Linked DNA regions of Homo sapiens: all the other regions are linked to region 1. The links are chromatin contacts, found by Hi-C or POLR2A ChIA-PET in ENCODE. All regions are on one chromosome and are shown on one strand. Each heading gives the region's core, a stretch centred on a gene start or an enhancer-like site at or near the end of the contact. The rest is flanking DNA. Distances are from core to core; before and after follow the strand shown.

What was found. A loop is a pair of places that touch in the nucleus more often than their neighbours do. ChIA-PET counts read pairs that join two places held with the same protein, here RNA polymerase II (POLR2A). Pooled maps may share reads with other maps.
Region 2: a pooled map shows a loop between it and region 1 (8-fold over the local background). The contact joins the promoter of PARP16 here to the promoter of CSNK1G1 in region 1. A Hi-C loop is called at or near these places in 4 of 50 pooled maps. POLR2A ChIA-PET finds 5 or more read pairs at or near these places in 2 of 52 experiments (activated CD4-positive, alpha-beta T cell and activated T-cell).
Region 3: a map of CD8-positive, alpha-beta T cell shows a loop between it and region 1 (17-fold over the local background). The contact joins the promoter of CLPX here to the promoter of CSNK1G1 in region 1. A Hi-C loop is called at or near these places in 1 of 168 maps with a recorded cell type or tissue (CD8-positive, alpha-beta T cell) and 6 of 50 pooled maps. POLR2A ChIA-PET finds 5 or more read pairs at or near these places in 1 of 52 experiments (CD4-positive, alpha-beta T cell).
Region 4: a loop to region 1 is called in a map with no recorded cell type, with 8 times the contacts of the local background. The contact joins the enhancer-like site here to the promoter of CSNK1G1 in region 1. A Hi-C loop is called at or near these places in 1 of 37 single-sample maps with no recorded cell type. POLR2A ChIA-PET finds 5 or more read pairs at or near these places in 1 of 52 experiments (T-cell).
Region 5: a pooled map shows a loop between it and region 1 (5-fold over the local background). The contact joins the enhancer-like site here to the promoter of CSNK1G1 in region 1. A Hi-C loop is called at or near these places in 1 of 168 maps with a recorded cell type or tissue (naive thymus-derived CD4-positive, alpha-beta T cell) and 7 of 50 pooled maps. POLR2A ChIA-PET finds 5 or more read pairs at or near these places in 2 of 52 experiments (T-cell and activated CD8-positive, alpha-beta memory T cell).

Annotation. Positions count from the first base shown.
Region 1 is chr15:64,353,789-64,359,097 of GRCh38, reverse strand. It overlaps CSNK1G1 (casein kinase 1 gamma 1), which reads left to right and starts at 2,925. Exons shown (of 12, transcript NM_022048.5): 1 at 2,925-3,110. RefSeq lists silencers at 2,990-3,039, 3,150-3,209, 3,600-3,659.
Region 2 is chr15:65,284,070-65,289,378 of GRCh38, reverse strand. It overlaps PARP16 (poly(ADP-ribose) polymerase family member 16), which reads left to right and starts at 2,496. Exons shown (of 6, transcript NM_001316943.2): 1 at 2,496-3,126. The coding sequence starts at 2,953. It overlaps SNORA24B (small nucleolar RNA, H/ACA box 24B), which reads left to right and starts at 3,788; the gene lies at 3,788-3,918. RefSeq lists an enhancer at 2,052-2,101 and a silencer at 2,252-2,811.
Region 3 is chr15:65,182,166-65,187,474 of GRCh38, reverse strand. It overlaps CLPX (caseinolytic mitochondrial matrix peptidase chaperone subunit X), which reads left to right and starts at 2,133. Exons shown (of 14, transcript NM_006660.5): 1 at 2,133-2,400. The coding sequence starts at 2,322. RefSeq lists a silencer at 1,885-2,194 and an enhancer at 1,616-2,500.
Region 4 is chr15:63,666,672-63,671,980 of GRCh38, reverse strand. HERC1 (HECT and RLD domain containing E3 ubiquitin protein ligase family member 1) reads left to right here. Exons shown (of 78, transcript NM_003922.4): 40 at 2,283-2,443. Among named protein-coding and RNA genes, the nearest start is that of USP3-AS1, 68 kb to the right of the region's middle. Within about 2 kb of position 3,225, at least 4 of the 41 ENCODE cell types and tissues checked have a DNase peak (open chromatin) inside an H3K27ac peak, as active enhancers do.
Region 5 is chr15:64,881,592-64,886,900 of GRCh38, reverse strand. No RefSeq gene overlaps it. Among named protein-coding and RNA genes, the nearest start is that of ANKDD1A, 28 kb to the left of the region's middle. RefSeq lists an enhancer at 2,624-2,843. Within about 2 kb of position 2,745, at least 28 of the 41 ENCODE cell types and tissues checked have a DNase peak (open chromatin) inside an H3K27ac peak, as active enhancers do.

The sequences.
Region 1 (5,309 bases), core at 1,676-4,175:
CATTGAGCTCATTTTATTTACTATTTCAAAGTTTTTTGATATTTAAACCTGTTTGGCAATTGAAATACCAAGCTCTGTTTTGTCAGGGTAACATGTTTACCACTTGTCACTTTCAGCCAGGTTTTTTTTTTTTTTCTTGGAGACGGAGTCTTGCTCTGTCTCAGGCTGGAGTGCAATGGCACGATCTTGGCTCACTGCAACCTCAGCCTCCTGGGTTCAAGCGATTCTCCTGCCTCAGCCTCCCGAGTAGCTGGGATTACAGGCATCTGCCACCATGCCCGGCTAATTTTTTTTTTTTTTTTTTGATTTTTGGTAGAGATGGGGTTTCTCCATGTTGGCCAGGCTGGTCTCAAACTTCTGACCTCAGATGACCCACCCTCCTTGGCCTCCCAAAGTGCTGGGGTTACATGTGTGAGCCACTGCATCCCGCCCAGGTTTTTAAAGGAACAATTAGTGGATGAGCTGAAATTCCATTTGAATTGTGCATGTGTATATACTCCCACATGTATTCATGTCAATGGCAGAGGTGGAGATGTATTAAACATCCTATTGACCCATTTGAGTTTGAAGTGATTTCCTAAAGGTTTTGCTGAAGTGATTGCCTATGGTGAATCAATTTAACCCTGTCTCATGCATACAGGAAACCAATAGACGTGGTGTTTCGTTTAAGTGACCAAAGCTCATTTCCTCTCTGCCCCAGTTAAGGTGGATAACAGTTCAATTTTGGTGTCTATAAAGAGGTTATCATGACCAATAAAATTAGAGCCTGCCGTGGCAAGTATATTCACTGCCATGGAATAGAAAACAAATTTAGGAGCTACTGTTAAGCATTCTGCTTGTAAGAAGACCTATTTAAGATAGGAAAACCAAATGAAGATTTTTACTCATTTTTCTCTGAATGCCCAACTGCATTTCTCTGAATATTTTACCTGCCATAACGATATGGGTTCTTTTCCTTTTTTTTTTTTTTTTCTTTTTTCTGAAACGGAGTCTCGCTCTGTTGCCCAGGCTGGAGTGCAATGGCGCAATCTCGGCTCACTGCAACGTCTGCCTTCTGGGTTCAAATGATTCTCATGCCTCAGCCTCCCGAGTAGGTGGGATCACAGGTGCCCACCACCACGCCCAGCTAATTTTTCTATTTTTAATAGAGACAGGGTTTCACCAGTTTGGCCAGGCTGGTCTCGAACTCCTTACCTCAGGTGATCCTCAGGCCTCGGCTTCCCAAAGTGCTGAGATTACAGGCGTGAGCCACCGCACCCAGCCTCCAGATACGAGTTGTTTTTTTCGAGTATTACTTTGTTAACTTTTACCCCAACCATTCATTTTCCCAATATTTTCAAACCCCAAATCACCCAGACACAATAAATGAGGTCTCTTTTCTTATCCATAGTGTCGGTATGAAAGTTTATTTTGAAGGTTTTTTTTTTTTTTTTTAGACGGAGTCTAGCTCTGTCTCCATGCTGCAGGGCAGTGGCGCGGTCTCGGCTCACTGCAACCTCCGCCTCCCGGGTTCCCGCGATTCTCCTGCCTCAGTCTCCCGAGTAGCTGGGACTACAGGCACACGCCACCACGCCCAGCTAATTTTTGTTTGTTTGTTTATTTATTTATTATTATTTTTGAGACGGAGTCTCGCTCTGTCATCAGGCTGGAGTGCCATTGGAGTGCAATGGCACGATCTCGGCTCACTGCAATCTCCGCCTCCCGGGTTCAAGCAATTCCCCTGCTTCAGCCTCCCGTGTAACTGGGACTACAGGCACGTGCCACCACCCCCAGCCAATTTTTTGTATTTTAGTAGAGACGGGGTTTCACCATGTTGGCCAGGATGGTCTCCATCTCCTGACCTCGTGATCTGCCCGCCTCGGCCTCCCAAAGTGCTTACAGGAGGACTACAGGCGCGAGCCACCGCGCCCGGCCAATTTTTGTATTTTTAGTAGAGACGGAGTTTCACCATGTTGGCCAGGATGGTCTCCATCTCCTGACCTCGTGATCCGCCAGTCTCGGCTTCCCAAAGTGTTGGGATTACAGGTGTGAGCCACCGCACCCGGCATATTTTGAGTTTTGAGTGGAGGATTAGACAGTCTTCTTCCTTCCCAAATTTGATTATGGGCTCCCTTTAGCCTTTTTCTTTGTTTTCTGTCTTTTTTCCACCACCACCCCGCCCCCGAGGCGCAGTCTCAAGAGGTCCTGAGAACATGTGCCCTGCTCTCTGTTTTAAGGATTAAAATAACTGTCGAGTTACATTGAATCTTTTTTGCCTATTCCATTTGGCTAGGTTAATTCCAGACCTTACACAAACATGTGCAGCTCTTACAAAATGTAGGTGAAGACAACATTTTTCTAACCATTCGGCTTCATGGGCTGTCACAGGAGAACTAAGTGCATGAAAAACCTTTCACAACATTGAAAGAAATTTTAAAAATCTGGTTGAAACACAATTAAAAATCCACAAGAGGGAGATGCTTGCTAAACCGTCAGAAAATAATTCCCTCGAGGGACCTGAGAGAGGAGCCTGGAGCCTTAGGAACAGCCACTGGGTCAGCCACGGGATTAAGGGTGGGAGGGAGCAGGAGTATATAGAGACGGGGGCTTGGTGGAGGAGTACAGTTGAAGGGAAAAGCGGGATGGGTTTCGTGCCTCTGGCAGCGAAGCGTGTACTTGGTCTAAGATCTTGAGCAGAAGGTAAGAGCGTGTTGCCAAAGCAGAGCTCAGTGCTCCCGATATATCTTCTGGTAGTCCCAGAAGAAATGGGGGTGGGTTGCTTTGAAGGCACTTCCGCTTAGCAACCCCACGCGGTTGCTAAGGAGGGGGCAGCCGTGGGGATAACCCGGAAGTGATGGTGTCAGTTTAACGCTGCCTGCCCAAAGTTTGTCCTATTAGGCCCGCCAGGGTACTCTGCGACTCCGGGACGAGGGCGGGGCCGCGCTAGTGGTTCCGGTTCGGCTCCAGCCGCCCCTCGGCTCCTCGCCTTCCCCCTCCCGTCCGCCTTCTCCCCTCCCTCCCGCTCCTGGGAAAGAGAGAAACCACCGCTGCGGGTGGGTAGAGAAGCACTTGGCGCCTCGGGGAGGGGACCGCGCCCGCCTCATTTGCGCCTTGCAGCACTGCTGGACCAGGTATCTGCCCGGCTTCGTCGGGGTTCTGTAGGCTGAAGTCTGAGGGGGTGTGTGTGTGTCTGAGGGGGTTGGTGGGGGGCCCTTTCCTGGGCGTGGGTGGGGGACGCCGTGATCCCGGGTGGGGCGCAGGCTGGCGTTTGTGTCTGTGGAGGGTTGCGGGGGCGGAATGGAGGGGCTGAGGGACACAGCGGGTGGAGAGTTTCGGTTAGCGGGGTAGAGGTAGGCGGAGGAGGCGCCCCTTCCGAGAAACTGACTCTAGCCGGTGTGGACCGGGAGTTTGCCACCTGGAGGGCTTACTCTGAAAGGGGGAGCATCCCCCGGGAGCCAAAAGGAGGGCACAGATCTCGTCAGGGTGACTGGGGCTATCCCGTGCTTCCATTGCCCTCTTTCCCTACCCACCCCGCTGGGACAGAGCTGGACTTCGAAGGTTGTGGGGGTTCTGAGTCGACTGGGTACCGCGGGGAGCCGCCCTTGGCGGAGCTTAGGGCACAAGAGTGGGTAATGAGACTTTCCTCTACCCAACTTCCGTACGCTTCCCCCACTTCTTCCTTTACTGTTTCCTCGCCCCCACGTCCTACAGGAGCAATGTCCCCCAAGTGGGCAGGCATCACAATGTAAAAGAGAGTGGAACTGGGTTTGTTGCCCCTAAATGACACTTAAGATGTTTGGAAAGTGCCTGAATGACATATTCAACCAAGTCTCCCAGCTCGATATTAATTCCGGTATAAATTACCTTAGAAAAGTGGAATTCTGAAAAGCATTTAACAATAGGCTAGTCCAGGTGTAGTCTTGTGTAGTAGATGTACGTGTTTATTTAAAAAGAATGGACTGGGGAAACCATATAGATGTATCACAGGTCTAGGCAAGACATGTTGAGGCAAGGCTTTTGCAGCCTCTTTCTTACCTGCCAGTAAACCTGTCCTAATTTAAATGAAGTAGAAAGATCCTCTTCATTTTTGTTTCAATCAGTGACTGAATACTAGGTGCTGTGTAGTGATGTCTCAGAACAGATATGTGAATTTTCAGAGAGAGAATGAATGTTCTGCTGTTGAGCCTGTGTCTTAATCTTTTAAGGAGATAATTGCGGTCAAGTGGAAGTATTGACTTTCAGGCAGATAAATCTTGGGTTGAACCTAGACTATGCCAGTTGCTAGTTACTGACCTTGGGCAAGTCATGGAACCTACCAGAGCTTTTGTTTCTTCATAAGTAGTATGAGTTAAAATTCTTACCTGTATTATAAGTAACATCCCATTTTAAACGGAACCACCTTTGAATTAGAAGATAAATTATTACCATTAATCATACACAGTCAAGGCAGCCCAGTTTTGTGAAACGAGGTTTGAGATAGGAAAGCAACCGGATAATTTTGAAAAAAAAATGCATACAATAGGACTTTCAGTGTCTTCTCGAAATTGATCGTAGGTAGCATGAAATTCAGTTATCAGTAGTTTCTTAAAATTCAAAATAATAAAGTAGAATATGGCCCATTTATTGAAATGAGCAAAATATATTTTATAGATTTTTCTCAGCTACACCATATTGGTGTTTATAGTATGGATTAACACGAAATACATGAAAAAGTAATGTATGTAAATCTTAACATCACATGTCTCTTTAAAGAGAATTAAAATTGGGGTGTAAAATAGAAGGTACTTGTTTTTTGTTTGTTTGTTTGTTTGTTTGAGACAGAGTCTTGCTCTATCACCCAGGCTGGAGTGCAGTGGCACGATCTCGGCTCAGTGCAACCTCTACCTCCAGGATTCAAGCGATTCTCCTGCCTCAGCCTCCTGAGTAGCTGGGATCACAGGCGCCTGCCACTACACCCAGCTAATTTTTTGTATTTTTAGTAGAGAGAGGGTTTTACCATGTTGGTCAGGTTGGTCTTGAACTCCTGACCTTGTAATCCATCCGCCTTGGTCTCCCAAAGTGCTGGGATTACAGGTGTGAGCCACCGTGCCCGGCCTACTTGTAATTTTAAGATAAAAATCAGCAGCATCAGCAGCACCTCTCATCTCAGTTAGATTTATGCTACTAGAAAAACTTATATAATATTCAGAAAACAAAATCGAATACATTTCTGCCTTTAAATCATTCCTTATTACGATATAGAAATAAATCCAAGAAACATGAAGTCTGTTTTTTATTTATTTTTAGTGACAAGGTCTTTCTCTGTCACTTAGGCCAGAATGAATGCACTG
Region 2 (5,309 bases), core at 1,247-3,746, 930 kb before region 1:
AAATCTTACTCTGTCACCCAAGCTGGAGTGTAGTGGCATGATCTCAACTCACTGCAACCTCCGCCTCCCAGGTTCAAACAGTTCTCGGGCTTCAACCTCCCGAGTAGCTGGGGCTACAGGCACGTGCCACTATGCCTGGCTAATTTTTGTATCTTTATTAGAGACAGGGTTTAACCATAGTGGCCAGGCTGGTCTCGAACTCCTGACCTCAGGTGATTTGCCCACTTCGGCCTCCCAAAGTGCTGGGATTACAGGTGTGAGCCACGTGCCTGGTCCCCACTTTCAATAATGAATAGAATAAACAGAAGATCAACAAGGAAATCTAAGATTTGAAAACAATATAAATCAACTAGACCTAACAGACATCCATAGAACACTTGACCTAACAGCAGCAGAATATATACATTCACATGAAACATTCTCCAGGATAGGCCATATGCTAGGCAATAGACAAACCTCAATGAATTTAAAAGGACAGGAGTAAACAAAATGTGTTCTCTAAGCCAGGTGTGGTGGTGTGAGCCTGTAGTCTGAGGTACTCTGGAGGCTGAGCCGGGAGGATCATTTGAGGCCAGAAGTTCTAGGCTGCAATGTGCTATGATCATGCTTGTGAATAGCCACTGTGCTCTAGCCGAGGTAACAGTGAGGCCCAGTCTCTTAAACAAAAAACAAACATGTTGGTGATTGCTTAGGAGTGGGCGACATGGTAGGGTGGGTAGAGCATTGATAGACTAGGTGTAGAGAGTTCCTTTCTGAGGTGATAAAAATATTCTAAAATTGATTGTGACAGTTTCACATATCTGTGAATGTACTAAAAACTATTAAATTGTACACTTTAAATGGGTGAATTGTATGGTCTGTGGATTATATCAAATTTATATAAGCAGGGCTGAAACCCCTCCACAAGAAATGTGGTTCTGAGACCACCTTAGCAAATTCTGATAAAATCTAGAAGAATAAAGTAAACATAAGAACATTCAGTTTCACTATCAAGTAAATGCAAATTAAAACTATAATGAAATTCAACTTTGTGTCTATGGAATTGACAAGAATTAAAAAGAATTCTAATATTCTGCATGAGCTAAGTCATGAGAATGCTGGCCATCAGAGGCCCTTCCACACCACCCTGTGATGTGAATATTATCACTATGATTCTCATATCATATGTGACAAATATCTTCAGATAAGCAAATTTTATATATCCACCCAACAAACAATTCTTGAGGCCAAGGAGGTATCAGAGGGTGGCTTTTGTCTAAGGGCCTGCAATGAAGAAGAGGTGGAATGAGAGATGGTTCCCTGGTCTCCTGACCCACTCCAAGCTCTCCCTTCCTGGGGTCTGAGCTTCAGAAGCCACCTTAGAGTTCCTGGGTCCTATGAGAACCCCCATGGCTTTTGAAGCACTAGGGGCCTTGTGGTTCTAGGCCTCAGAGCAAACAGATTTGATGTGGGCTCCTGGGAGCAGCCCCCAACCTTTACCTGGCAAAAGAAGATGGGAAGCTCTGTGGTGTCTGGGGGACCAGTCTTCGCCCTACCTCCCGAAGTCATAGATGCAATCCAATGGCATGGGACCACCTCTCCTCTGAGTCCAGGGCCCAGCACAGCCTGGATGCAGAAGGAGAAGTTTCTTCCTCAGAAGATCCTGCAGGGTAGGAGTGTGTGCGGTGTGTTGGTTTAAGCACAATGGTCTGTGTTTAGATTTGCATGTGACCATGAGGTCACACTTTGGGGTTTTCTCTAATGAAGGTTCTGAGTAGGGAGAGGGGATGGGAGTCTAGTCCTTACCCTCCAGCAGAGTTAAGTCAATGCCCCTCTGCTCTCCCCCAAGCTCCCTGTCAGAGAGGTCTCCCAAGGAGGATCTTGGGGCATTTGAGGCCAGAGACTTAAGCAATTCAGAGAATTCTGGAGGCTGAAAAGCAGAGGAAAAGTCTTTTGGTTTTCCAAAGATCTCGGTGTGAATCCTAGATTTACCCATCTGGCTGTGGGATCTTGGGCAAGCATTGCAGCACTCTAAGCCTCAGTTTCCCTGGGTGTTAAATGGCTCCTTCTGTGCAGTTTTGGAGGGAAAAGATTCAAGAGAGACAATAGGTAGCATTAATACCCCAAGGAAGAGAGGTAGGCTCAGTCCGCAGAGCTGGGACAAAGACAAGTACAGGGGCGGGTCGAGAGGGTGCCCACATCAATTTCTACCAGGGCTGCTGCTGCTGTGAGGATGGCTGGCAGGGGCGTGGGCGACGTCGCCCGGCACACACTGGCGGCGGCAACTCTCGTAGCTGCGGGTGATCGGGGTCTGGGAGGGGCGGGCACAACCCGTACGGTGGAGCTGGCTGGGGCGCGAAGGGGCGGGCCCTCGGCTGGGCCGGGCGGAGCGCGGCGGCGGGAGGGGAGGTAGGCCGGGCAAGGCAAGCGGACGTGAGCTGCAGGCGGAAGACAGGTGGCGCCGCGGGCAGCTTGGCGAGAGGCGGGACTTCGGCGGCGCGGCGGGAGGCGGGGCAGGAAGGCGCGCGCGGCGCAGCAGCCTCGCCCGTCGCGGAGAGTGGGCTCTGCCCGCCGTCCCCCGGGGGCTGCTTCCCGCCCCAGGCCTCCGCGGAGGACACGTGTCAGCACGTTCCCGCGGTTGTCATTCCATTGTCATAGCCCTTCCCCTAGGCCGGGAACCCCTCCCCCCCACCAGCCCCAGTTCCTTTATCCCTGGGCCCAACCTCCCCGCCGACCCGCGGTCCAGGCCTCGGTCTCTCTCTTCGGCGGCGAGCCGCGGCCCAGACCCCGGCAGAGGACACTTGTCGGCACGTTCTCACCCCTGTCATCTCAGCCCCCTGCCTAGCTCCACCCCAGGCTTGGGAACCCGGCCCCTGACGGCCCATTGTCCGCGGGCCCAGCCCCCGCGCTGAACGCACGCTCGCCCTTGCCCCTAACCAGCGCGTCTACCCCGGCAACGCGCAGTGACCTGGGATGCAGCCCTCAGGCTGGGCGGCCGCCAGGGAGGCGGCGGGCCGCGACATGCTGGCCGCCGACCTCCGGTGCAGCCTCTTCGCCTCGGCCCTGCAGAGCTACAAGCGCGACTCGGTGCTGCGGCCCTTCCCCGCGTCCTACGCCCGCGGCGACTGTAAGGACTTTGAAGCCCTGGTGAGTGTGCTTTGTCCTGGCGCTGCCCACTGCGTCCTGGACCAAGTGCCCTGTGGAACCACAGGTAGAGGCAGTTCCATCCGCATTAGTAAACATGACAGCCGCCAGACTTTCCATTCCCAGCTTGGTCTTGCCTTGCCTTGGGGAAGGTTTCCATGAGCTAAGAACACTGCTAACACCCTCATGTCAACGCTCACTCCCAAGGCACTTGGTGGCTGCTTCTCTCCTGTCAATGACAAATGACTCCGAGGACTGAAGTGAGGAATAGTTGCATAGTCCTCCACAGATTTTCTAGCCTGGCCAGGAATAGGGTTGATGTGAATCAGCTGTTTTGCTTAGCTAGAAAGTTATCCATCCTTTTGCAAATAATTAGACACCAAAAAGTCACCAAAGCCGCCCAGACATTGGTCTTCAGATGAGGTGATCTATGGGCAGTACTTTTATAAACTGTAACATCCAGTACATATGTAAGCTGTTATTTCTCTGATTCACCAGGCACTTTTTTTGCAGAGTTCACCTCTGGGTCAGCATTCAAGATATCAGTTATCCTTATAATCCAAATGTTTGGAATTGCCTAGAAAAATATAACTTACCAAAATCGATTCAATAAAAAGCAGAAAATTGAAATCGCCAATAGCTGATATTCATTAAAGACACTGAACTCCATGTATCTTTGGGACCTGTCAAGTGTGGCAGTCTCCCTTCCTTGCCATGGAAGAGCATATTCTTGTTTACCAGCAAAGCTGTCACCATTTAATTGGTATCAGATTCTGACTTGCACAAGTAACATTCTTCACTGTTAAAAACTTGGAGGGGCCAGGCTCGGTGGCTCATGCTTGTAATCCCAGCACTTTGGGAGGCCAAGGCGGGCAGATTACCTGAGGTTGGGAGTTCAAGACCAACCTGACCAACATGGAGAAATCCCGTCTCTATTAAAAATACAAAAAGTTAGCCGGGCGTGGTGGCGCATGCCTGTAATCCCAGCTACTCTGGAAGCTGAGACAGGAGAATCGCTTGAACCCGGGAGGCGGACGTTGTGGTGAGCCGAGATTGCGCCATTGCAGTCCAGCCTGGGCAACAAGAATGAAACTCCATTAAAAAAAAAAAAAAAACCTGGAGGGTGCCAGGTTATTGGGCGAACTTTTCTAGACTATTGTAGAAAAAGAAGAAAAAGGCTGAGTGGCTCATGCCTGTAATCCCAAGGACTTTGGGAAGGCAAGGCAAGAGGATCGTTTGAGACCAGCCTAGGCAAAAAAGATTTCTTTAAATTAGCTGAGTGTGGTGATGCACGCCTGTAGTCCCAGCTACTTGGGAGGCTGAGGCGGGAGGATGGCTTGAGTCCAAGAGGTCGAGGCTGCAATGAGCTGTAATCACACCACTGCCCTCCAGCCTGGGCAACACAGCAAGTCTCTCTCTCAAAAAAAAAAAAAAAAAAAAAAAAGACGTTGGATTAGTAGTCAAGGATTTTCCCTCAAAGAAAACTCTGGACGTAGCTGGTGTCATTGGTGAGTTGTAGCAATCACTGAGGGAATAAGTAATTCCCAGTTTTACACAGAGTATTAAAAAAGAGGCTAGCATAACCTTGACCCTAAATCTGATAAGGGTGATACAAAAAAAGAAAATTATAGGCCGAGTGCGGTGGCTCACACCTGTAATCCCAGCACTTTGGGAGGCTGAGGCGGGTGGATCACGAGGTCAGGAGTTCAAGACCAGCCTGGACAATATGGTAAAACCCTGTCTCACCATTATGGTGGTGCATGCTGGTAATCCCAGCTACTCAGGAGGCTGAGGCAGGAGAATTGCTTGAACTGGGACCTGGGAGGCAGAGGTAGCAGTGAGCCGAGATCGCCCCACTGCACTCCAGCCTGGGCAACAGAGCAAGACTGTCTCAAAAAAAAAAAAAAAAAAAAAAAAAGAGGAAAGAAAATTATAGGCCAATGTCATGAGTATGAATGCAAAAATTATCTTCAAGGTATTAGGATCTTAAAGCTAGCAATGTATAAAAAAGGGTAATTCCTTATGACCAGGTTGGGTTCATCCCAGGAATGCAAAATTAGTTCAATATTAGGCAATCAGTTAATGGCACGAACCACATTGATAGATTAAAGGAGGTATTTAGAATCAACACGTGTTTAGCGTTATCTCTGATGAAATCATCAGTGTTTGGTTCCTCCTTTGCTATC
Region 3 (5,309 bases), core at 884-3,383, 830 kb before region 1:
TGCTGGGAGGTAAAATCAAGTATAAAAGAAAAAGAGGGCCTGCATGGTGGCTCACACCTGTAATCCCAACACTTTGGGAGGCCAAGGCAGGCGGATCATGAGGTCAATAGATCAAAACCATCCTGGCCAACATGGTGAAACCCCGTCTCTACTAAAAATACAAAAACTAGCTGGGCGTGGTGGTGTGCGCCTGTAGTCCCAGCTACTCAGGAGGCTGAGGTAGGAGAATCGCTTGAACCGAGGAGCCAGAGGTTACAGTGAGCCAGGATCGCACCACTGCGCTCCAGCCTGGCCACAGAGTGAGACTCCATCTCAAAAAAAAAAAAAAAAAAAAGACAAAAGAAAAAGTTTTACATAAAATGAAGACATAAAAAGTTATGTGCCTGACTGGGTGCAATGGCTCATGCCTGTAATCCCAGCACTTTGGGAGGCTGAGGCAGGCGGATCACTTGAGGTCAGGGGTTTGAAACTAACACGGCCAACATAGTGAAACTCTGCCTCTACTAAAAATACAAAAATTAACCGGGCATGGTGACGCATGCCTGTAATCCCAGCTACTCAGGAGGCTGAGGCAGGAGAATCACTTGAACCCAGGAGGCAGAGGTTGCAGTGAGCTGAGATGGTGCCACTGCACTTCAGCCTGGGTGACAGATGGAGACTCTGTCTCAAAAAAAAAGTTATGTGCCTTCAGCTATGTAGTTCGCAAAAAGTAAATAACTCAAGGAGTTAACTCCTCCAGTGTAAACTATTTGAGCTGGAAAACTGCACTTGACTTTCTTTTTAAAGCGTCATTAATCTGTCAGAAAACAGCTGAAAGTAGGTGTGATGTGGAAGGGCTGATGTGACCACAAGTATTTGCCATCACTTTCCTGGTGAAGGATCCATTTTCTCACAGGGATAATCTCAGATGGCTCTGGGTTTTTTTTTTTTTTTTTTGAGACGGAGTCTCGCTCTGTCGCCCAGGCTGGAGTGCAATGGCACGATATCGGCTCACTGCAACCTTCGCCTCCTGGGTTCAAGCAATTCTCCCACCTCAGCCTCCTGAGTAGCTGGGATTACAGGAGTACGCCACCACACCTACCTAATTTTTGTATTTTTAGTAGAGATGGGGTTTCACCATGTGGGTCAGGCTGGTCGCAAACTCCTGACCTCGTGATCCACCTGCCTCGGCCTCCCAAAGTGCTGGGATTACAGGTGTGAGCCACCACGCCCAGCCGGCTCTGTGCTTTTGAATTCATAACTTGAGAGGATGGCCTGATAGGAACCTGACCAGAGGTTATCTATGCAGTGCCATCCTTAATCACGGCCGGGTGCGGTGGCTCACGCCTGTAATCCCAGCACTTTGGGAGGGCGAGGCGAGAGGATCACTTGAGCCCAGGAGTTTGAGACCAGCCTGGGCAACATAGGGAGACCTCATCTTTACTAAATTAAAAAAAAGAAAGAAAGAAAAGAAAACCCTCAAGACTTTAAAGCACCCACGGACTAGCAACAGCTAGAAGCTTTATCACCACGAGGCCTGAAAGAACAAGGAGACGGAGCTGTTACCAACTAACAATTGCTGCTCAGGGAACTAACTGACAATACCAACTCCATGTTACAAGTGATGAAACTAAGGAGAATGAGAAGATAAGGAACACAGGATGTGGAATTCCGGGGGAAGAAATTTAGTGAATCTGAAGCATCCAGCGCCTACCAAGGCACTTTAGAGACTTCCCCCTGGAGGGTTAAGCCACCAGCCTCACCTTGACCTTCCCTGCCGCCCACTAAAAGTGACCGGAAGAGCTCGACTATGACGACTCGGGACTACAAGTCCCGGCATGCATCTCTCCGCGTCTATCGCAAAACCTTTCAACTTTAGGATAAAAGGGCTTTTGGCAACCTTGAGCGTCGGGACCTGTAGTCGCCCCAGTTGGGGCTAGACGCTTGCCGTAGGGAACTCATTGGCGCCCAGGGCACCACCCCCTCGCCTTCGCCTCACGTAGCTTCACCAGCTCGCAAACACGGCGCGTGCCCACGCCCTCCGCCCCCTCCCCGGGCCTAGGGCGCAGGCGCGCGCAAGCTCCCCGGGCCCAGTAGGCTGGGGGTGGGGGTAGAAGGAGAAGGAGGGGAAGGGAGGGGGGGGTTGGGTGTCTACTCTGGTGAATAGACGGCTGTGGGGCAGAGAAGCGTGAAGGCCTGGCTGCCGGGCAGGTGAACTCTCCACGGGGTCTAGGGCCCGCGAAAGGGTTCGGAACCGAGTCAGCGCGCCTTGCGGGCAGGATTCACGCCGCTGTGACCCGGAGGTCCTCAGGGGGCGAAGCCCCGGCCTAGGCCTCGCGGAGATGCCCAGCTGCGGTGCTTGTACTTGCGGCGCGGCGGCCGTCCGGCTCATCACCTCCTCACTCGCCTCCGCGCAGAGAGGTAACGAAATAGTGCCACTCCTGAGCCCTCAGCCTGTCGGGGGGGGGGTGGACTGGCCAATGGTTGGGGGCCCCGGGGAGGGCACGAGGCCTGCTGCACCCGGGGAGTGTGAGGGAATGCGCGGCGCTTCGCCCGGCACCCACCACTTTCCCCGTGGAATGGGGCTCTGCCAACCTCTGGAGCAGCCGTTGCTCAAATTGGAAGTAAACTCCTTCCCACGCGCCTGCCTGCACGCTTTCAGGCCTGCTGACTTTGGGGCCGGAATGCGGCCACTTTGTAGAAACCCTGAAAGGCACAAAATGCTCCTGTTATTAAAAAATGTCTCCAGATCCCACTCAGCCCTGCCGGGGACCGCCGCCTGCCATGGCTGCGGCTCTTCTTCCGCAGCCTGGCCGGGATCCCCCTCGGGCCCGTTGGGGGCTCCAGGAGGGGCTCGGCTGAGGATCTGTCCCTACTAGGGTCCCCCAGGACTCGGGGCACCCAGCTGGCCGTCCCGGACGCAAGCCGCGCGATACCCGAGATGTTACTATCACTGTGCGGCCCTGACACTGGGACATAAACAAGGTTCACAATACTTCCCGGCGTCAGGCAAGCCCCGGGGCCCGCAGGACAGCGGCGGGAGAGATGGGGAGAAGTCCCGCAGGAGTTGGTTCGGAAGTACTTGGGTGTTTCAGCAGTCCTTTGCTGGCTTTCCCAACTTGACCGGGAGGTAGTTTCCTAAGAGTGGCGCATGTTGTTTACCTTTTCTTTCTGTTTATCTGAAGCTGTGAAAGAATGGCGCCCCAGCCAAGAGAGTCTGGAAAATAAACTTTTTTTCTCTTCCTCAAATCTGTGGAAGTCAGACCACGAGGCTAGATCCTGTTATAATGACTGACTTCTAGACAAATTCGTTTTATTTTGGCTTATCGGTTTATGACCCTTGGATGGATTTTTAAAAAGGCCCCTTTTATCTAACTTCTAAGCCAATTATAAAATCCTTATTGTTTACTAAATATATCTTCCAGTTTCTTTACTACAGAAGGAAGGATTGAATGAGGTAACGTGGGCAGAAGCATTTTGTAAAATGATATATAAATGTAAGGGAGTAAATTTAATCCTAAATCGATGTTAAGCCTCAACCAGTAGATGTCCCGATTCCAGGAATTCGATTTGCAAACACTTTAAAGTGACATATTTTAATCCATTTATCTGATATATATTAATATTTGTCAAGGGTCCACTGTGTGTCAGGCCTTCTTTTAGTGCTGGAGGTAGAGTGGTGAATAAGTCCTCACCCTCATGTTTAAATCTAGTGGAGTAGACAAAGAATAATACAGTTTCCAGTGGGTGGATGAAGTATGTGTGTGTTCCCTTTGGTCAGGGACGGCTTCTTTGAAAGTGTTACTGATCTCTTGTAGCCAAGAGTCCGTGAACATTTTTGAATCATAGGAGATAGGCAGTTATTTTTTTTTCTTTTCAAAACGACTGTTTTCTTTCTTTTTCTTTTCTTTTCTCCTTCCTTCCTTCCTTCCTTTCCTTCCTTCCTGTCTTTCTTTCCTTTCTGTCTTTCTTTCCATCTACTATCTGTCTTTCTGTCTGTCTTATTTTCTTTCTTTTTTTTTTTTTTTTTTTTTTGAGACAGAGTCTCGCTCTGTCGCTCAGGCTGGAGTGCAGTGGCCAGATCTCAGTTTACTGCAAACTCCGCCTCCTGGGTTCACGCCATTCTCCTGCCTCAGCCTCCCGAGTAGCTGGGACTGCAGGCGCCCGCCACCACGCCTGGCTAATTTTTGTATTTTTAGTAGAGACGGGGTTTCACCGTGTTAGCCAGGATGGTCTCGATCTCCTGATCTTGTGATCCGTCCGCCTCGGCCTCCCAAAGTGCTGGGATTACAGGCGTGAGCCACCGCGCCTGGCCTCTTTTTGTGTGTCTGTCTTGATGGAATCTGCTAAGTTGCCCGGGCTGGAGTGCAGTAGCGCGATCTCGGCTCACTGCAACCTCCGTCTCCTGGGTTCAAGCAATTCTTCTGCCTCAGCCTCCTGAGTAAGCTGGGGTTACAGGCGCGCGCCACCACGCCCCACTAATTTTTATATTTTTAGTAGAGACGGGATTTTGCCATGTTCGTCAGGCTGGACTCCAACTCCTGGACCCCAGGAGATCACCCGCCTTGGCCTCCCAAAGTGCTAGGATTACAGGCTTGAGCCACCGCACCCGGACTAGTATTTCTTTTTAAAAACAGTTGTTCTGAAATTTAGAAAGCTTTGTCTGTATGATAAAGTTCTGTAAATAGTGAAACTTAAATTGTCTTTTCTGGTTGCTGCCAGGTAATCTGGTGAAATATACTTTACAGAAACACTTCTCTTTTTTGGCTTTCAGAGCTTCACCTGGGGTTTACAGGCCTCCAAAGGGTCCTTGAATAGAATTCAGAGATTCTGTGAACTTTATTTTCACTAAGCTCTAACTGAAACACAACGTTTCCTTGGCCTATGAATGTGGGCAACACATCCACAGTAGTCTTAGAAGTGTCTGTGGATTTGTCATCAATCAAAATCAGAAATATTTTCATATCACATTATAGTTGCTGATATTTCAGAATATTGTCCATACTTTTTGCTACTTTGAAATCATAGTAATTATTTAAAAAGCTGTTAGATCTTATTTAATTTTGCTTGTTAATAAAGAGGCATATTTTAAAAATTTTTTGATAACTACTTCATTATAATTTGTTTCCTTTGTTATGTATTTTATTTTATACATTTAAAAATATTATTCTGAGAAGATCTATTCAGAGGCTTCACCAGACTGCTTAAGGGGTTCATGGCACAAAAAGTGTTAGAAATCCCAATTACTTTGCTACAGAGCTTTATCATTTTTATGAGGATTTTATGATTGGTGAATGGTCATTTTGATTGATTGCATCTGTCACTCTCCC
Region 4 (5,309 bases), core at 1,976-4,475, 690 kb after region 1:
CAAGTGATGCTTACTTAAATTTCTTTTTGCTTTAATTTGCCAGATGTATATACAAATGAAAACTTTTGAGAGAAGAGCCTTCAGGGAAGAGACTGTTTTATGAGCTCTCTTAACTATGACTTAAGTGAAATAAGGGAAGCAGAATGGTTAGCCTCCCTTTTTCTTCTTTCCCCTCTTTCCTTAGTTAAGAAGGCATTACGATTTTCACTGTGTAGACTGACATCTTAAACAGTGGAACAGGGGAGTGTCTATTGTAGTGATTCTCAATTTTTGGTGTGCCCAAGGCCACCTGGGCAACTTTTTAAAGCTCTAGGGCTGTATCCCTCAGCAAGTCTGATTCAGTAGGTCTGGTGGGGCCCATAGTTTACATTTTAATTAAGTTTCTCTAGTGATTCTGATACAGTGGCTTCAGCGTACACTTTGAGAATTACTGCTGTGGTCTTGTGCAGGAGTACAATCCTAGTACCATTTTCAGACCCCACATATCTCCTACATGTTAGCTCTCTTACTGGAATAATAGTTTCAGGAGGTGCGTCTGTTCAAAGAATAAGGAAGATAGAGGAATAATAGGTTATTCTTTTTTTCTCTCTCACTTTTTTTTTTTTTTAAGAGACAGCTGCTTACTCTGTCACTGAGACTGGATTACAGCAGCACAGTCATAGTTCATTGCAGCCTCAAAGTCTTCTAGATTCAAGCCATCCTCCTGCCTCAGTCTCCTGAGTAGCTGGGACTACAAGTGTACCACCACACCCAGCTAATTTTTTTTTTTTTTTTTTTGAGACAAAGTTTCACTCTTGTTGCCCAGGCTGGAGTGCAGTGGTGCGATCTGGGCTCACCGTAACCTCAGCCTCCTGAGTTCAAGCGATTCTCCTGCCTCAGCCTCCTGAGTAGTTGGGATTACAGGCATGTGCTACCACTCCCGGCTAACTTTTTGTATTTTTAGTAGAGACAGGGTTTCTCCATGCTGGTCAGGCTGGTCTCGAACTCCCAACCTCAGGGGATCTGCCCACCTTAGCCTCCCAAAGTGCAGAGATTACAGATGTGAGCCACCGCACCTGGCCCCTCGCTAATTTTTTGAAATTTTTTTGTAGAGACAGGATCTTGCTTTGTTGTCCAGGCTTGTCTTGAACTCTTGGCCTCAAGTGATCCTGTGGCCTCAGCCTCCCAAAGTATGCTGGTATTACAGGTGTGAGCCACGATGCTTGCCTGATACGACATTCTAATATGGTTTTTAATCCCTCTGGCAATTACAGAATTCAAGGCGTCCACACAAGATCAGTAGCACTGTGACTCCTTGTAACCTTTTCAGCTCTGATTAGTGTGGGCATGGGATTCAGTGGTAGAATCATGCCCCCTTGCTCCCATAGGCATTCACCAGGACTTATGACTCCTCATTTCTTCTGTCTTCATTTTCCTGCTATTGGCTGGGACTTCATTAGAGTTGCACTTGGCTCTTACTGGGCGAACATCATTTAGTAGAGGAAAAACCAGAGAACTACTCCTTCCTGTGTGTATACCATTGTATTACTGACTTGGTAGACAGTACATTTTTGATACTTAGAAAGTTCCTAGTTCTTTTGGACAAATCTGAAGAGCAGTCAGTGTGGATCTTTATGGACTTTATACTCTGACTGCTGTCCACATTTCTCAACTGAAGAGGGGTTCTCCCTCCAATACCTTTCCCTGACCATGCTCCACATTCTCATCGGAGAAGGGGCTGCCTCCCCGTACCTTTCCCCGACTGTGCCGCTGACATATCATTCATGTACTGTTTTGCAGTTGTGCTAGGTGACTAGACAGTTACCTTTTCTTTCCATAACTTGCCTGTAAACCATTACTTTCAATCCATGTGAATAATTTCATGACTAGCTAGTGAGTTTATATTAATATTTAAAAGTAACTGCAAGTTACCTATCTTTAAAAGCCTTCTTTGCACTGTAACTGTACATACCAAATTACCCCTCTTATCTTGGTATTATAGTTGAAGGAAAGCTCTGTGAAGGCAGGCATTTTTCATCTATTTTGCTAATGGCTGTATTCCCCCAACCTGCTTTGTTGCTGGCATTTTGCTGAAAGAATCATAAGGTTTTATTACATTTATACTGAAAGTGCTGCATGAGATAATCATTTTTAAAACTAAGGAGTCTTTCTCCCCACCCTCCATTAAACTATAACTAACCTGTTTAGTCTTCCAGGTTGCATATTCTTCTATAAGAAGATTGTGATGTATGTATTATTTCGTAAATTGGATTTTTATGCTAACCACTGTTATTTTCTTAAAGGCAAATGTTCTCTAGTTACCCAACTACCACTGTACTTCCCACACGTCGGGCACAGACTCCTCCAATATCTTCGTTACCAACCTCTCCTTCTGATGAAGTAGGAAGGAGGCAAAGTTTAACTTCTCCTGATTCCCAGTCAGCAAGGCCAGCTAACCGCACAGGTGCGTGTGCTGATATGCACTATGATATCCAAAGTTGGCATTCCAGATGTGTGGGACTTTATTATGTGGGCATTGTGTTTTGTCTTCACAGAAGGTAAAACAGTGATTTTAATGAAGGGGAACTGCCCCATTAAACTGAGCTATGATCTTCATGTTGAAGCTGTGGATTGAATTATGGCCATTTCGGAGAGAAATAATGTGCTGTACATTAGTCATATCAGCTCTTCATTTTTCCCAATATAGCCATTTTTAGTGTTGTAAGTTTCCCTTTAAGTACTGCTTTAGCTGCAACCCACACATTTTGAAATGCTGTGTTTTCATTTTCATTTAAAGTACTTTCTAATTTGCCTTTGATGTCTTCTTTGCCCTCTGGACTATTTGGAAGTATGTTATTTAGTTTTCAAATATTTGGGGGATTTTCTAGATATCGTTTTGTTACTGCTTTCTAATTTTATTATTGTCAGAGAACATATCTTGTATAATTTGAATCACTTTAAATTTATTGAGACTTGTCTTACAGCCTAGAATATCATCTGTTTTGGTAAATATTCCAAGTGCACTTGGAAAATACGTGTATTGTGCTGTTGTTGAGTGTTCTATAAATTGTTTAGCAGGCTCAAATTGGTTGATACTGTTGTCCAAGTCTTCTTTATCCTTTCTGGTTTTTTTGTCTACTTGTTCTGTCTATTATTGAGAGAGTGTTGTTGAAATCTGTGACGATAATAGTGGATTTTTCTATTTCCTGTTTTCAGTTTCTGTTTCATATATTTTAAAGCTCTGTCTTTAGGTTCATAAACATTTAGGATTCTTACGTTCTTTTAATGAATAGACCTTCTGTTATTATGAAATGCCTTTATCCTTGGTGATATTTTTTTGCCCTGAAATCTGCTTTCTCTGATGTTATAGCCACTCCTGCTTTTTAAAAATTGTTAGGATGGTTTGTCTTTACTCATCATTTTACTTTTCATCCATTTGTGTCTCTATATTTAAAATGGGTAAAGGCAGCATGTTGTAGTAGTTAGGTCTTGCTTTGTTTGTTTGTTTGTTTGTTTTTAGAGACAGCCTCTTGCTCTGTCACCCGGGCTGGAGTGACCTTGGGTCACTGTAGCCTCAACCTCTTGGGCTCAAGCAGTTCTCCCACCTCAGCTTCCCAAGTAGCTGGGACTACAGGTGCATGCCACCACACCCAGCTAATTTCTGTAATTTTTTGTAGAGACAGGGTCGTACCATGTTGCCCAGGCTGGTCTCAAACTCCTGACCTCAAGGGAATCTTGCTTTTTTTAATCCAATCTGATATTCTCTACCTTTTAATTGGGGTGTGTATGCCTTTTACATTTAATGTGATCATTGATATGGTTGGTTTTAAATCCACCTTCTTTCTATTTTGTTCCACCTGTTTTTTGTTCTCTTTTGAATTAATTAACTTTCTTTGAATTAAATAAGTTTTATTATTCCATTTTACCTCCTTTGTTGGCTTATTAGCTATACAGTTGACCCTTGAACATTGCAGGGATTGCAGCACCAACCCCCTGAACAGTTGAAAATCTGTATATAACTTTTGACTCCATAAAGATGAGAAGATATATTTACTATTCATTAAGTGGAAGTGGATCATCATAAAAGTCTTCATTATAGTCATATTCCCGTTGAGTAGGCTAGGAAAAGGAGGGACTAGTCTTGCTCTCCCAGGAGTGGCAGAGGCAGAAGAAAATCCACATGTAAGTGGACCCGAGCAGTACAAACCCATGTTGTTCAAGAGTCAACTGTACTTCGTTTTATATTTTTAGAGATTACCTTCTGGTTTATAGTATATGTCTTTAATTATCAGAGTCTACCTTAAGGTGATATTGTACCACTTCATATGTAGTTAAAGTAATAATTTTACAACAGGATGATTTTATTTTCCTTTTCTCATCATTTATACTTTTGTTTTCATACATTTCACTTTTACACATAAGCTCCATAATAAATTATTATTTGTTTTGGATAGTTTTTATAGCTATATCTTCTAATTCATTCATCTTTTCTTCTGCAGTGTCTAATGTTCTGTTAATGTCCAGTGTATTTTTCTATTCAGACACTATAGTTTTCATCAGTAGACATTTGATTTGTTTTTTTTTAATCTCATCTTCCGTGTTTATTTCACATGCTCAATCTTTCCTCTAACTTACTGAATACATGGAATAATAGTTGATTCTCATTATTAGCAATAGTTATGTTCTAAAAGGTTATTATGAACACTGAATTAGCAAATACTGAACCATTGCTCCTAGGAGAAATACAGGGTTAAGTTCCTGTGAACTTCTAGTTACATTTCCATCATCTGATCAGTATGCTGTATAATCTTGTTTTGTGCATCTTTCTGTTTAAAGATACCACATTTAATACATACTGTTTATTCACTAACATTGAGCTTATGGCCACCAACACTATAGCTCATCATGAATGAAGCTTATCTAACATATGTATTTTCTTCATAAGGCACATTACAGCATCCTTGTGCTTAGAAACACTAGACAGCACTTTAGCACTATGCTTGGGGCCATTTTAATCAGGGAAATCACCGACCAAAAGCATAAAAATGCGAAGAATGTAGCACTAAATAGACTATGAAAAGGACACTTGTTTTTCACATGAGAGCTGAAACATGAAGGCAGAGCATCACCTTGTTGGACCTCAGCTGTGAACACATATGTTGAGGGACTAAACTTTTTAGTCCCTCTGCATATGTCACAAATGACTACAAAAGTACATGAGTATTGATTTTGAGATTACAAATAAATTTTATTGAGTATACAGATTTACAAATATGGAACTTGGATGAGGAGTGGGTTATTTACATACTCTTATAGTACCTCTACACAAA
Region 5 (5,309 bases), core at 1,496-3,995, 530 kb before region 1:
AGTCCTGATTTCTTTTTTTTTTTTTTTTTTTTTTTGAGACGGAGTCTTGCTCTGTCACCCAGGCTGGAGTGCAGTGGTGCGATCTCGGCTCACTGCAAGCTCCGCCTCCTGGGTTCATGCCATTCTCCTGCCTCAGCCTCCCCAGTAGCGGGGACTACAGGTGCCCGCCACCACACCCGGCTAATTTTTTGTATTTTTTAGTAGAGATGGGGTTTCACTGTGTTAGCCAGGATGGTCTTGATCTCCTGACCTCGTGATCCGCCTGCCTCGGCCTCCCAAAGTGCTGGGATTACAGGCGTGAGCCACCGCGCCTGGCCTGGAGTCCTGATTTCAAACCATGAGTCCTTGTCGGGCTTCCAGATCTGCACACAGGAATGTAAGGGCCGCCCTTCATAAGAACAAGATAGCTGTCTTGTGTCCTCTCCCCCAGCCCTCTACCGCCAGCCTTTTTTCTGGCCAAAAGGCCCTTGGCCAGAATAGTCCTTTAACTATTCTTCTTACGACATTGTCTAATTATGATGATTAGACATAAGTATGAAGAAAAACATGCATTTTTTTTTTTTGAGACAAAGTCTCACTCTTGTCCCCCAGGCTAGAGTGCAATGGCACAATCTCAGCTCACTGCAACCTCCACCTCCAGGGTTCAAGCGATTCTCCTGTCTCAGCCTCCCCAGTAGCTGGGATTACAGGCACCTGCCACCATGCCCAGCTAATTTTTGTATTTTTAGTAGAGGCGGGGTTTCACCATGTTGGCCAGGCTGGTCTCAAACTCCTGACCTCGCGATCCACCCGCCTCGCCCTCCCAAAGTGCTGGGATTACAGTCGTGAGGCACCACGCCCGGCCAACATGCAGCTTTTAAGTTAAACAATGTATATGCCTTTTCTGGGGGAAGACTTTTCAACTGAGGAGCTGTGGGTTGCTCACTGTCCAGGGATGTCACAGAGTTGAATTTTATGCAATTAAGTGAAATAATCAGATCAGCACTCAACTTTCTGATGTGACTGGAAAATTGTCTTTAAAAAATCAAAATCTTTTTTTTTTTTTTTTTTTTTTGAGACAGAGCCTTGCTCTGTCACACCCAGGCTGGAGTCCAGTGGCGCAATCTTGGCTCACTGCAACCTCCACCTCCCCTGTTCAAGCAATTCTCCTGCCTCAGCCTCCCGAGTAGCCGGGACTACAGGCGCATGCACCACAATGCTCGGCTAATTTTTGTATTTTTAGTAGAAATGGGGTTTCACAATGTTGGCCAGGCTGGTCTCGAACTCCCGACCTCAGGTGATCCACCCGCCTCAGCCTCCCAAAGTGCTGGGATTACAGGCACGAGCCACTGTGCCCGGCTTTTTTTTGTTATTTTTTTGTTTTTGAGGCAGGGTCTCATGTCACCCAGCAGACTGGAGTGCAGTGGCACAATCATGGCCCACTGCAGCCTCAACCTCCTGGGCTCAAGGCAATCCTCTAACCCCAGTCCCCTGAGTAGCTGGGACTACAAGTGCATGCCACTATGCCTGGCTAATTTTTTATAATTTTTGGAGAGATGAGGTTTTGCCATGTTGCCCAGGCTGGTCTGAAACTCCTGGGCTAAAGTGATCCACCTGCTTTGGCCTCCCAAAGTGCTGGGATTATAGGAGTGAGCCACCGCACCCGGCCAAAATCCACATTTTTAAAATGTGGATATATCCTAAAATACTGCAGGGAAGACCTAGATCAGGGGTTCTTAACCTCTTTTGTGTGTGCCATGGCCTCCTTTGTCATCTGGTAAAAACTTGCAGACCCCTTCTCAGAATAATGTTCTGAAATGCACAAAATAAACTAGCATAGGCTTACAAAGAAAACCAGTTGTATTAAAATGTAGTCATCAAACAATTAAAAAAAATTTTTCGACATAGTACTAGATAGTGCTTCCTAATTAATGCCTGAAGATCAAGAGCTAATAATAGGTCCAATAACTGCTGTAATTTTGAAATAGTGATGAGTATAAACCATATTTTGAAATATCTTCAAAAACCGTTATATGATTTGAAAATATTTGTAATTGCTAGTGACATCATCACGAGTCCTGCTAATACTGCTGTGGTTTGTTGCCTACATTCATCGTTGAAGAGAATGCTAAAATTCAGGTAGAAATTAGTGAAAATAAAGATATATATTTTTTCTCTTCCAAATTTTTAGACTCCTTGAACTCTATCCTTTGATCTTTCGGGTTCCCTTAGATGCCAGATTAAGAACTCTTGTTCTAGTTCTATCTTATATTTTATAGCATGTATATGTAATTATATCCAACAATTACAACAAATACCACAATGCAAATGTATCCAGATTTTGTGGTTTTCAAAATCTGATTAAATTTACCAATAAATAAAGTGCCTGGCAGGTAGTAGGTCTCGATAAAGGGGTGTCTCTCTGCCCAGGGCCTGGGACTCCTGCTGTAGTTGCGCTGCTCATTCTTCTAGGGACGCCCACAGCCTGCTTGGCACTGGGCCAGGCCTTTCCCCACTGTTAGCAGCTTTTATGCCCCGATGCCACACTGCTGCCACTTGGCAGGTGAGAAATCACATTAGGTTTGGGGATATTTTGACTGCCCCTCAACCCTGGGAGGAGGGTGGCTTCATAGCCCAGCCTTGAAGAGCCCCAGGCTCTTTCCCCTAGGGCCCCAAGCTGCCTGCATCCCGGGAATCCCCTGGAAGCCCTTTGCGCCTGCTTCCCCTCTTGACTCATCTGAGGTCGGATGAGGAGCAGTCATGAGCCGCGTGACAAGGTCAGTGCTGACAGGCTCACAAGATGCCCTGAGCGCCTCCCAGGAGAGCTGGCAGGTCCTCAGAGCAGACAGGGCAGACAGATCCTAGAGGAGAAGTCCACTCCAGCCCCTCAGGCTTCAGAACAGGGCCGGAACAGAATTCAGGTTCTGGCTCCCAGAGCTCATCCTCCACCTCTCCCTGCTTCCAGGCTACCCTTTCCCCTGCCCAGATCCTCGATTCCCTGGGGAGTCCTGCTCCCCTCTAGCCAAGCTCTGCCATCCACCTCTTTCTTCAGAGCCTTTCCACCTCATCATCTGCCTTCTTATCAAAATCTGCCTGTTTTGTGTCCCATCAGCATCTGCTCCCAAGGCAACTCCCAGTTATCAGGGGTACATGCAATGTGGAGTAGAAAGACCTGTATTCAAGTGTGGGCTCTGATTGGCAGAGGAATTCCTCTGCCTCTCAGGGCCTCACTCAGTGTCCTCATCTATTCCATGGACACATTTAAATTGCTGCCCTAACTTTCATAGTTGTTATGAGGAGCAAACCCATTTTTCGCTGTGAAATCACTTTATAAACTGTAAAGCACTTTCATAGCTGTGATTTGGGACTCATGGCTGGCAAGTTGTTTGGCGTTTCACAATTATCAAGATCCCTCTGGGGAAATGATACAAAGGAATGGTTTTAGTGGTGGAGTTTCCAGCAGATAGGGAGATCCGTATAGCCAGAGGGCCCTGCCACATATTCCTACCTCCTCCCCTAAACCATGTCCCAAGACGTGGCCTTATAGGCAGTCTCGTCTTGAACATGCTGAGAGTTTGAAATGACCCCTCTGAACCTAACACAGGAAATTGACTGGGGAAGTGTTGGGGTTCATGCAGACTTGCTTCTGCTTTAGATGTGATTCACCCAGTTTGTCTTAGCCACAATTGTGGAGTCAGTCAAGAGAATGGTAGGAGGATGAAACATCTGTTTCTGAGGAAGAAAGCAAGCTAGGACAGGTAGATAGCCCACTGCAGGGGCAGAGCCTGTGGCTCACAGAGGGGCATTTTCGTTTTTTTTTTGTTTTTTTTTTTTGAGATAGGGTCTCACTCTGTCACCTAGGCTGGAGTGCAGTGGCATGATCTCGGCTCACTGCAACCTCTGCCTCCTGGGTTCAAGCAATTCTCATGCCTCAGCCTCCTGAGTAGCTGGGATCACAGTCACGTGCCACCACGCCCAGCTCATTTTTTTTGTACTTTTAGTAGAGACGGGGTTTCACCATGTTGGCCAGGCTGTTCTCCAACTCCTGACCTCAAGTGATCCACCCATCTTGGCCTCCCAAAGTGCTGGGATTACAGGTGTGAGCCACCGCGACTGGACATGGGAAGGCATTTTCAAACGCTTGCTTGGCTTGGGAGCCTGGAGTGTGACCTGCCAGAATCCTGCAGGGTTTAGCACCAGAAGGCTTGGATTCCATACCGCGCTCTGCCACACCCAAACTGTGTGCCCATGGGAGGTCACTGGCTGTCTGTGGGCCTAGGTTTTCTGTCTGTTACAGCTCTGCAGTAATTCCCAACTCAACAGGGTCTTATGAGGATTCATGGGCTCACAAGACACAGAAATGCCTACATTTATGTTGGGGAGTAAAGTGCCCAGCTGTGGCACTGCCACCCAGCCCAGCACATATCTAGGTTTCCGGAGTGTCTGTCTCCCCACTGGGCTGACTCTTGCAGAAGAGAGTCACATGCTGAGACCTGTGGGTGTTCACTCTGCACAGTGGCTAAACGAAGGGAGGGAGGGCAGTGTACCCGCAATCATCATTCCAGAGCTCATGCTGTGTCAGGGCCAGATGCCTGGTAAGTTCCCTTTCTGCCTGTGAGGCTGTGATAGTGTGTCTATGTTTGTGATGTTTTCAGATATTTCACTTAGTTTTCCCCTGTGGGGGTCACAGAATATTCCAGCCCTGGCCAGCCGTTGCCCCAGTGTCTGGGAGTGTTTCATCAGTGTCCTTTGCCCTTCTTTGGTGCCAGTCAGTTTGGTTCAAATCCCAGCTCTGAAATGCACTAGCTATAACCTTGGGCAAGTCACTCAACCACTCTAGTTAGATATACGTTCAGCTTGACATGAACATGTCAAATTGTTTTCTAAAGTAGTTGTGCCAATTTTTACTCCCAAAAACTGAGCAAAAGAGAGCTCATGGTCCATATCCTTTGTCCCCTTTGTACTGTCAAAGTGTTTAACTTTTTTTTTTTTGAGACAGATTTTTGCTCTTCTCACCCAGGCTGGAGTGCAATGGCACGATCTCAGCCTACTGCAACCTCTCCCTCCCGGGTTCAAGCTATTCTCCTGCCTCAGCCTCCTGAGTAGCTGGGATTACAGGTGCACACCACCATGCCCGGCTAATTTTTGTATTTTTAGTAAAGACAGGGTTTCACCATGTTGGCCAGGCTGGTCTCAAACTCCTGACCTCAGGTGACCCACCTGCCTCGGCCTCCCAAAGTGCTGGGATTACAGGCGTGAGCCACTGCACCCATCCCAAAGTGTTTAACTTTTGCCAACCAATGGATGTAAAATGATATTCACTATGGGGC